Linked DNA regions of Homo sapiens: region 2 is linked to region 1. A link is a loop called in an ENCODE intact Hi-C map of the cell type or tissue named here. Cell type or tissue: CD4-positive, alpha-beta T cell. All regions are shown on one strand. Each heading gives the region's core, and the rest is flanking DNA. Links, peaks and the distances in the headings are about the cores only. Region 1 has its middle 25 kb from the start of SPMIP10. Region 2 overlaps LMNB1 (lamin B1).

Region 1 (5,382 bases), core at 262-5,261:
ACTTTAATAATGGACTTTAGGTATACTTAGCCTGAGAGCCCCTCCCTTCGAACCTCCCTTGTTGCTTAAATATTGCTGAAAGTCTTTTGACACTGACTTCTAGTCACTAGTCACTAGTCACTACCCTTAACACGAGAAGAAACCAGCAACTGGGACAAATTCATCCCTGCACCGAGGGACATCAAAACCTAAGTACAGGCTGGGCGCGGTGGTTCATGCCTGTCATCCCAGCACCTTGGGAGGCCGAGGCGGCAGATCACTTGAGGCTGGGAGTTTGAGACCAGCCTTGCCAATATGGCAAAATCCCATCTCTATAAAAAACATGAAAATTAGTTAAGTGTAGTGGCACATGCCTGTAATCCCAGCTACTCTGGAGGCTGAGGCAGGAGAATTGCTTGAACTGGGAAGGCAGAGGTTGCAGTGAGCTGAAATCTTGCCACTGCACTCCAGCCAGGGTGACAGAGCAAGACTCTGTCTCAAAAAACAAAACAAACAAAGCAAAATACCTAAGTACAGGGTGATTAATCAGTGATACTTTCAGAGAAAGACCTTGATCAACAGAGGAAAATGTGAAAGTTGTCAGAATGAAAATAAAATCACTACTGTTAAAAAAAAAACACACACAAAACCCTAACAAATAGAACCAGAAAGGCTACGAAGAGAGAGTTCTCACACTTGTATGCCTGAAAACAAAAACATCACAAAAGGCTCTGCAAAAACCACAGCCTCACACAAAAGCTACCAAAACCTTAAACAAAAAATACTTCTGTAAGGACATCTGCCCTGCAACTGCCTGTCCACCTTTGGACTGGTATCACCTTTGTTATTGATCTTCGTAGCCAAAGATAATTATTATAAAACAATTATATAATCCTCCTTATTTCCTTTAAAAATCCTTTGTCTTCTTTTACCTCCCTGAATACACATATAGTTAATGATTGCAAAGCTTTATTCCCAAATATCATTTTCTCTTAGAGACCCTCTCTCTGTTACTTAGGTTGACCATGCTAATCCATTCACCATTCTGTGAGATCTGACTCGAAGACTATCTCATTATCCTAAAATATCCATTTTTCTGCTTTTCTGCTTAATTTTCCCTAAGTTTCTGTGACCCCTCCAAGTTATTTCCCAATGAGCAATTCTATCATTCCTCATTTAATTTCACTCTCTTAAATGTAAACTCTAATTAATTTATACCTTTGGCCTACTCCTTTCAGAGCCCTCTTCTTCCACAATTTGTTAGTTTGAGATTGTAAACTTCCGCACAAGAGAGCAGAATATTATGCTGGGTGGGTTAGTCCCAGTGATTGCAAAAAATGCCAGTGAGTATAATTTTCATATGCTGAGAATACTGGTGATTACATTTCACAGTTACTCATTAGCTTCTTGTCAGGCTGAGCATCACCAAGAGCAGGTCTGTAGGTGAATCCCATATAGGGGAGTATGGGAGAGGAGGTGAGCAGTGGCTGGAATCTAGCCAGCACCCCACTCACCAAGCTGTGTGAATCTCAGGGCATTCAGTGAGGCCCTGGCAAATGGGGATCAATATAAAAATACTCAGTAAGACGTCTTCTCTGACTTTAACGTGATTTACTGATAGAAGCCTGCCTTTCAGAAAACATCTTTTTCTTCTTTTTAGAATGTGGGAAGATGTGTGTGATAGAATACTAAATAAGTTGAGATTTACCTAGTTTTGTGGACAAAAATAACGCATATGACCAGAAAACAAAGTCAGTGCATCCAATTGTTTCCAGTATTATTTCTGCATGGAGGAGTTATGGATGATTCTTATTTATATCCTTATACCTTTAAAAATTATCAACAGCATGGCTGGGCTGGGCGATAGCTCACACCTGTAATTCCAACACTTTGGGAGGCTGAAGCAAGGGGATTGCTTGAGCCCAGGAGTTCGAGATTAACCTGGGTAACATAACAAAACTCCGTCTCTACCAAAAATACAAAAATTAGTTGGGCGTGGTGGTGCACTCCTGTTGTCCCAGCTACTCCAGAGGCTGTGGTGGGAGGACCACTTGAGCCTGAGAGGTCGAGGCTACAGTGAGCCGTACTGCACCACTGCACTCCAGCCTGGGTGACAGAGTAAGTCCTTGTCTCAAAACAAAAAAAAAAAAAAAAAAAAAGGAAGAAAGAAAATAAAAATTATCTACAGCAGATGTATTTTATCAGAAAAGACGGAACAATTTTTGCTTTGTATACACTGCTCCTCGTGTGGAATGCACTCTCCCTCTGTTCTGTCTGTTAGAGTTTCAAATCCAAGATAAATGTCAAGTCTTCTGTGAAACCTGTTTCCTAGTCTATTTTCTCCTTAACTTGACTTTTCCACCCTGATTTTTCCAAGTTCATTATTTGCCTAATACTTCCGCTTCCTGACCAGAAGAGGTCGGTGTTGCGTCGCTTAAGAAAAAGCAAAGCCTTTCTGATAAATTGTTTTGGGGTTTTTGTTTGTTTTGTTTTGCTCTTTTTTACTAAGGGAAAACTTTTTCTTTAGAAATATGATATTATATTTCCTAGAGATATTATGATATTATAGAAGTTAGACATAAACATCTATCAGTGCCTCTGTAACTAACAAGTTTTCAAGTGGAGTATTATCAACAAATGGAAACTTATAGCCTTTGGATTATTCTCATTAGTACCTAGCACTTTACTAAGCCACAGAGAATTTTATCTGATATGTAAAACTTTGAAAGTAGAAAAAGAGAAAACAAGAGAGAATACATTTAAACAGGAAAACCAAACTTTTCCAGGGACAAACTAAAAACCATTAGTACAGTACTTCAAAGCATCAACTTGGGAGTTAGACCAACTAGGATTTGAGGTTTTTTTGTGTTTTTTGTTTTTGTTTATTTGTTTGTTTTTGAGACGGTGTCTTGCTCTGTCAGCCAGCCTGGATCTCAGCAGTGGTGCGATCTCAGCTCACTGCAACCTCTGCCTCCCGGGTTCAAGTGATTCTCCTGCCTCAGCCTCCCAAGTAGCTGGGTTTACAGGTGTGCACCACGATGCCCGGCTAATTTATTTTGTATTTTCAGTAGAGACAGGGTTTCACCATGTTGACCAGGCTGGTCTCAAACTCCTGGCCTCAGGTGATCTGCCTGCCTTGGCCTCCCAAAGTGTTAGGATTACAGGCGTGAGCCACCGTGACCGGCCGGTATTTGAGTTTTGACTCCATCACTTACTGTGCAACTTTAAGCATGCTCCATACACCACAGGCCTCATCCTCAGCTTCTCATCTTGAAAGTGGGGATACTGATAGCTAATTCACAATATTGTTTTTATTTTGTGGTGGTAATGATGGGTTTTTTGTTTTGTTTTGTTTGTTTATTTGAGACAGGGTCTCACTCTGTCCCCCAGGCTGGAGTGCAGTGGTGCGATCTGAGCTCACTGCAACCTCCAAGCCGTGACTACAGGCGCACGCCACCACACCTAGCATAGCTGTCCGCTCTTTAATTTTCACTGTGGGAACTACTCTCCTGGCACCAAGTGTCTTACAATAACCTCTTAGTTCATCCCCTGCCTCCTCTCTCACCTTTCCCATAAATAAATTGGGACAATTCAGTTAATTCTGTATGCTGCTACTAGAATGATGTAGTCACCTGTGGTCCCTTCATCTTTCTGTTAAAAAGCCATTCATAGGCAGGGTGCGGTGGCTCATGCCCATAATCCCAGCACTTTGGGAGGCCGAGGAGAGTGGATCACTTGAGGTCAGGAGTTTGAGACCAGCCTGGCCAACATGGCAAAACCCCTTCTCTATTAAAAATTAAAAAAATTAGCCGGGCGTGGTGGCGCGGGCCTGTGGTCCCAGCTACTCAGGAGGCTGAGGCATGAGAATTGCTTGAACTCGAGAGATGGAGGTTGCTGTGAGCTGAGATCGCCACTGCACTCCAGCTTGGGTGACAGAACAAGACTGTCTAAAAAAAAAAAGCCATTCATGAAATGTTCTGTGGATGGATGGTGACGGTGATTCCACAACAATGTCAATGTACTTAGTGCCACTGAACTTACACTCAAAAATGGTTAAAATAATAAATATTATGTTATGCATATTTTATTACCAAAAAAATTAATGATTCAAACATCCACAACATAATGTTCTATAGGGACCATCACCATCCAACTCCAGTCAATCTTCATTAGTACAGCTGCATCTTACTGTATGATGGTCATACCACCCCCAGCGCCCCCACATACGCTTGCACTCACACTCCTTTCTCGGCAACAACTTCCTTCAAAGTCCTCATACCTAGCCTGTGCTTTTTCTTGGATTTAGCTCTTTTGTTTTTCAAACTTGCTGGATATAACCATATGCTGACCTTCCAGCCATTCAAAGCCCAGTTCAGCTGCATTTCGTCCATGAAGTCTTCCCTCTCATATCTGTCGTGTTGGAAATAATCTCTTTTGCTGGGCTTCAGTGTTTTCTATCACTATTCTGCCTGTATAAATCTTCTTAAGGACTGAGACCGTGCCTTAATCCTCTTGGTATTTCCCCTCACTTTTACCACAGTGCTTCGCACGGAGCTACTTGGGAGGCTGAGGTAGGAAGACAGCTTGAGCCAAGGAGTTGGAGGCTGCAGTGAGCCATAAATGCACCACTGCACTCCAGCCTGGGTGACAGAGTGAGACACTGTCCCCCCAAACTCCTCCCAAAAAACAGATGAATCTTCATTGTAAATGATTTGTAACAATGAACTCTGGACTTCTTAGCTATTTTTACTAGCTTAGCCATTTTACTTGGCCATTTTTACTAGGAGAAAAGTTTAACTCTTTTTTTCCTTTTTTGTTTTTTTTTTTTACCTTTTTTTCTTTTTTTTAAACTTTTTTTCTTTTTTCTTATTTTCGGAGAAAAGTCTCTTAAAAAACAAGAAAACAAAAACACAAAGAAAGAGTTTTGAACCTACTTGAGGACTGAGCTCCTGGTCTAATATAAATATACATTTTCTATTTCAAAAAATAGCATTCTTAGGCCAGGCGCGGTGACTCATGCTTGTAATCCCAGAACTTTGGGAGGCTGAGGTGGGTGGATCTCCTGAGGTCAGGAGTTTGAGACCAGCCTGGCCAACATGGTGAAACCCCATCTCTACTAAAAATACAAAAATTAGCCAAGCGTGGTGGCATGGGCCTGGAATCCCAGCTACTTGGGAGACTGAGGCAGGAGAATCCCTTGAACCTGGGAGGCGGAGGTTGCAGTGAGCTGAGATCGCACCGTTGCACTCCAGCCTGGGCGACAAAAGCCAAACTCTGTCTCAAAAAAAAAAAAAAAAAAAAATTAGCCAGGCACAATGGCAGGCCCCTGTAATTCCAGCTACTCAGGAGGCTGAGGCAGGAGAATCGCTTGAACCCAGGAGGCGGAGGTTGCAGTGAGCCGAG
Region 2 (5,382 bases), core at 269-5,268, 150 kb after region 1:
TGAGCCACCGCGCCCGGCCGCGATGCATTGACTTTTTCACTGTTAATATTGTGGCCTAAGGAGGAAGAGGAAAAATATATGAACACAGAACAATTTGTTTGTGGAGTTAAAGGGCTCACAAGGTAAGGACAGCTGTAAGAACTGTCTGCCCTGAGCTCCCAGTGCAGGTAGCCCCACAAGTCCCTTTTCATCATTTTACTTCAGCATCTGCAAGATAAGTCTTTATGCTACCTAGACAGCTACACACCTAAGTGTGGTGACATGGCCTAGTGCCTGACCCTGAGCAGTAAAGGTACTGAGGGTCCAGAAGAAGGAAGGGAATACTAAAAACGCACTTAGTTGGGACCCTGTCTTATTTATTTATCTTTCTCTTCCTGGTAGTACATAGTAGATACTCAGTAATGTCTGCTGGATTAGGTAAATATGTCTCAAAACTAGGGACCTGGACTGAGCCTTTCCGCACCGTCTCGAAACTCTCCTGTGTACCTGTGCATAAGAGTGCATATAAATGCCACTGTACATTTGTGTGGGTTAGAAAAAGCAAAAGTGTGTTCATAACCTCTTATGAGAAGAGACTATAAATTACTTTGCACCAAGGGCGGTAGCTGACTCTTGAGTTCTCTTCAGTGCCTGGTACAATGCCTGCTGCCCACCTGCTTGTGAAGGCTGTGGTGGCTTGTACAGGCACTGCAGGGCAGATCTAGATTGACTATTTGGGTCTCAGAATAACCTGGGTCCTCTGTAACAGAGGCTGAGTACTTATCTTTTCATGAGTTGTTATATTAAAGTAAAATTGTAAGCACTGCTTTCCTGTGGCTTGCTTCTTTCATTTTTTAACAGAAATTTTATTGAGTATCCCCACCCTATACCAGACATTGCCAGGCACTGAGGATCTGAAGGTAATCTCATTTTACCCACATTCCAGTGTAGGAGACAGACATGGAATCTTAAATTTTAAAAAGATGTATATACCATGCACCATATGAGAATGATGCACCAAGTGCTGTGGAGCCCAGAAAGGTACATGATTTTTTTCTGCTAGGAGAGGTAAAGCAGGGAAGCATTACAGAGGAAGGATGACATTTGTTCCATCCTTGGTCTTAGTTTCCAATGGCAGTTGGTTAGGAATTAGATGGAGTTAGGAATGGGAATAGATGGCATGGAGTGGGGGAGAGTGAAGTCCGAGGCTCAGAAGGTCTTTAGGACTTAGACCTGAAGGGCTTTCTAGGGGGACTGCCATGCCAAGGAGCTTGCATATTTCTTGGTGGTCAGAAGTTTTCAAACTGTTTTGCAGAAAACTAGGACTGTTGGGATGGGGCTTGATGGGACACTGGACCCTACACTGTATCTTCTTTTTTTTTTTTTTTTTTTTTTTTTGAGACGGAGTTTCACTCTTGTTGCCCAGGCTGGAGTGCAATGGCACAATCTTGGCTCACCGCAACCTCTGCCTCCCGGGTTCAAGCGATTCTCCCGCCTCAGCCTCCTGAGTAGCTGGGATTACAAGCATGTGCCATCACGCCTGGCTAATTTTGTATTTTTAGTAGAGACTGGGTTTCTCCATGTTGGTCAGGCTGGTCTTGACCTCCCAACCTCAGGTGATCCGCTTGCCTCGGCCTCCCAAAGTGCTGGGATTACAAGTGTGAGCCATTGCAGCCAGACTATATATATATATATATATATATATATATAATTTTTTTTTTTTTTTTTTGGTGGTAGGGTCTCACTCTCTCACCAAGGCTGGAGTGCAGTGGCACGATCAGGGCTCACTGCAGCCTCGACCTCCTGGGATCAAGTGATTCTCCCGCCTCAGCCCCTCTAGTAGCTGGGACTACAGGCATGTGCCACCACGCCTGGCTAATTTTTTTTATTTTTAGTAGAGATGGGGTCTCACCGTGTTGCCCAGGCTAGTCTCCCTTCCAAAGTGCTGGGATTATAGACGTGAGCCACCGCACTTGGCCAAGAAGTAATTTATAACAGAACAATTTATATTTTCATAGAACAGTGTTTTATGTGACTAAGAACTTGACATAAAATGAACAGTAGAAGCATTAGTCATGATTGAAATTAAAGCTCCTATAAAATTTCCACTGGTATCATTGGGTGGCCCTCAGGGTACCACAAGTAAATACTCTCTTCATCCCCTGTCCTCCTTATCTTCTTTGGTTTTTATTTTTATGGAAGAAATCACCATATTCTAGTCATCTGGATGTACTGCCTTGGGTTAATTTTTGGCTTCTTGTGTTTTCTACACTCCACAAGATGTTGAACACAGTATCTTTCACTTGGTAGTATGACATCTTGAGTTTTGAGCTATTTGCATGTATTACTTATTAAATCTGTGAAGTCAAATAAACAAGAACAATACTGCATAAAATATGCCGATTTTACAGGTTGTTCCATACAATAACTTGTAAAGTTGACATGCTGTTTTATGCAGTATCATTCTTGCTGGACCATTTTGGTCCCTGGAAGGCACAGGTCATTCTCCTGCCATGAGGCAGGATCACATTGAGAAGTACCACATTATGACCTGAGCTTTAAAAATTACTGTTTGTAATTGTTAAGTAATTAATTTTGAGTCAGTAGCTTTTGTAAGTATTGTGTAATACTGCATTTAAAATATGGTTTTATTTTCAGTCATATGTCTTATGACATGTATCCTAGCCCTTCTGGTAGTTTTATAGTGGGGCAAAATAGAGACTCCTTCACAAGTGTCAGTTCATTCCTGTGGAGACCCAGCACTTGTGTGAACTAGGCATTTTGGTTGTAAATTATTACAGTATGGGATTTTTTTTAACAGTTAATTTTTTCCTCTTCTGGACTAGTCTTCAGTTAAAGCCTGCCATCGTGTGGTGTTTTAAAGCATGAGATTTAAGCATGTGGCATGACTGCTGAGCTTTTATGATGAGTAAAAAGTGAATACTATTAAATCTTTTCATATGTGATCAACATTTGGCCAGTTTATTTCTTCACTTTATTTTAATATTACAATATTATTTTGAAATTTTTATTAATTAAAGATTCCTCCTTTAGCCAGTCCTCAAACATCAGTAAGTAAAAGTACTCTTTTACTTTTTTAGTTTATTTTTAAGATCCTGTTTCTCCAAGAAAAATACAATAGCAGTTTTAAGAACAGGTATTAATAATTTTGATGTTATTATTATTTTTTGAGACGGAGTCTCACTCTGTCACCCAGGCTGGAGTGCAGTGGTATGATCTCGGCTCACTGCAACCTCTACCTCCCGGGTTCAGGCAATTCTCCTGCCTCAGCCTCCCAGGTAGCTGGGATTACAGGCACACCCCACCATGCCCTGCTAATTTTTGTATTTTTTATAGAGACAGGGCTTCATTTTGGCCAGGCTTGCCTCAAACTCCTGACCTCAGGTGATCCACTTGCCTCGGCCTCCCAAAATGCTGGGATTACAGGCATGGCCCACCATGCCCGGCAATAATTTTGGTATTATTAAGGCTTCTCTGTGTAACTACTGTTAATAATTATTTGGATGAGAGAAATACTGACCTTTAAAATATAATTATTGGGCAAAATATATCCAAATGAACTATAATTTTATAATGTAGAACTCCATTTAAAAAAAAGTGGTTATTTAGAGGCCGGGTGCAGCAGCTCATGCCTGTAATCCCAGCATCTTGGGAAGCTGAGGCTGGCAGATCACTTGAGGCCAGGTGTTCGAGACCAGCCTGGCCAAAATAGGCAAACCCTATCTCTACTACAAATACAAAAAATTATCTCGGCCTAGTACCGCATGCCTGTAATCCCAGCTACTTGGGAGGCTGAGGCATGAGAACCACTTGAAACCAGGAGGCAGAGGTTGCAATGAGCCGAGATCGCCCCACTGCGCTCCAGCCTAGGTGATGGTGAGATGCCATCTCAAAAAAAAAAAAAAGTGATATTTAGAGAAAAAGAAACTTCAGTTTGAACCTCAGCTTGTTTTTTGTTTTTGTTGTTTTTGAGACGGAGTTTCACTCTTGTTGCCCAGGCTGGAGTGCAATGGCACAATCTCGGCTCACTGCAACCTCTGCCTCCTGGGTTCAAGTGATTCTCCTTCCTCAGCCCCCTGAGTAGCTGGGATTACAGGCATGCGCCTCCATGCCTGGATAATTTTTTTGTATTTTTAGTAGAGACGGGGTTTCTCCATGTTGGTCAGGCAGGTCTTGAACTCCCAACATCAGGTGATCCGCCCACCTCAGCCTCCCAGAGTGCTGGGATTACAGGCATGAGCCACCACGCCCGGCCTGTTTGTTTGTTTTTTTGATACAAGGTCTCTCTCTGTCACCCAGGCTGGAGTGCAGTGGTGCGGTCTCGGCTCACTGCAACCTCCACCTCCTGAGTTCAAGTGATTCTCCTGCCTGAGCCTCTCGAGTAGGTGGGACTACAGGCATTGCGCCACCATGCCCAGCTTAAGTTTTTGTATTTTTTGGTAAAGACGAGGTTTTACCATGTTGGCAAGGCTGGTCTCGAACTCCTGACCTCAAGTGATCCGCCAGCCTTGGCCTTCCAAAGTGCTGGGATTACAGGCATGAGCCACCGTGCCCGGCCCTGAACCTCAGTTTTTTGGTAGTTGGTTTTATAAACTGAAATAATTTTTATGCAAAATATTAGGGAGGCCGTTATTTATTGTTACCTCTATGTAACAAAATGGGAGGTACTTGCAAGCTTGGGGTCAATTAGTTCTTACTAATATCAGGGGAGTTTCAGTATCATGCATTGGGTTATAACATTACTTTTTAAAATAACCTTTTCTTCTCATTTAGTGTAATTTGATTTTCTTTTTTTTTTTGAGACTGGGTCTTGGTCTACTGCCCAGCTGCAGTACAGTTGTGCAGTCATGGCTCACTGCAGCCTCAACCTCCTGGGCTCAAGCGATGTCCCCGCCTAAGCCTCCCAAGTAGCTGGGACTACAAATGTGTGCCACTGTGCCAGGCTCTTTTTTTTTTTTTTTTTTTTGTAGATTTGGGGTCTTGCTATGTTGCCTAGGTTGGTCTTGAATTCCTGGTCTCAAGTGATCCTCCCACATCAGCCTCTCAAAGTGATGTGATTACAGACGTAAGCCACTGCGCTCAGCATGATATCCTGACTTACAGTTCCTGTATGTTTTGGCTTATAATATGCATTATATTTAAAAAATGAATTTTCATTTCTTCAAAAATATCCTGTGTTAGTGTGCCTCTTTATAGAACAAGGGGGACATGCAGTCTCACTCAAGGACAAGCAGGATTCTGGTACATTGGTCTTTAATATGGACGTCTTTGACCCATAGTTATTAGTAATCATGTGACATTGAAAGAGAATGTTAGCCAACAAAAACTCTAGATCCAGTGCTTGTGAATTGCTTCTCTAATTTTGATAGGTGATGGGAGCCT

The links. Hi-C counts contacts between places; a loop is a spot of excess contacts. Peaks named below come from ENCODE experiments on the same cell type or tissue, not always from the same donor. Only the 100,000 strongest peaks of a DNase experiment are listed, where the experiment ranks them.
Region 2: a loop joins it to region 1, with 9 times the contacts of the local background. A loop is called at or near these places in 23 of 110 quality-filtered maps.

What each region holds. Positions count from the first base shown.
Region 1 is chr5:126,654,202-126,659,583 of GRCh38, forward strand. No RefSeq gene overlaps it. Among named protein-coding and RNA genes, the nearest start is that of SPMIP10, 25 kb to the left of the region's middle. In CD4-positive, alpha-beta T cell, for the core only: CTCF peaks have their summits at 2,383 (motif pointing right) and 2,598; a DNase peak (open chromatin) is centred at 2,380.
Region 2 is chr5:126,799,293-126,804,674 of GRCh38, forward strand. All of the region lies in intron 1 of LMNB1 (lamin B1), which reads left to right. Among named protein-coding and RNA genes, the nearest start is that of LMNB1, 25 kb to the left of the region's middle. In CD4-positive, alpha-beta T cell, for the core only: no CTCF peak of the experiment used is centred there; a DNase peak (open chromatin) is centred at 2,839.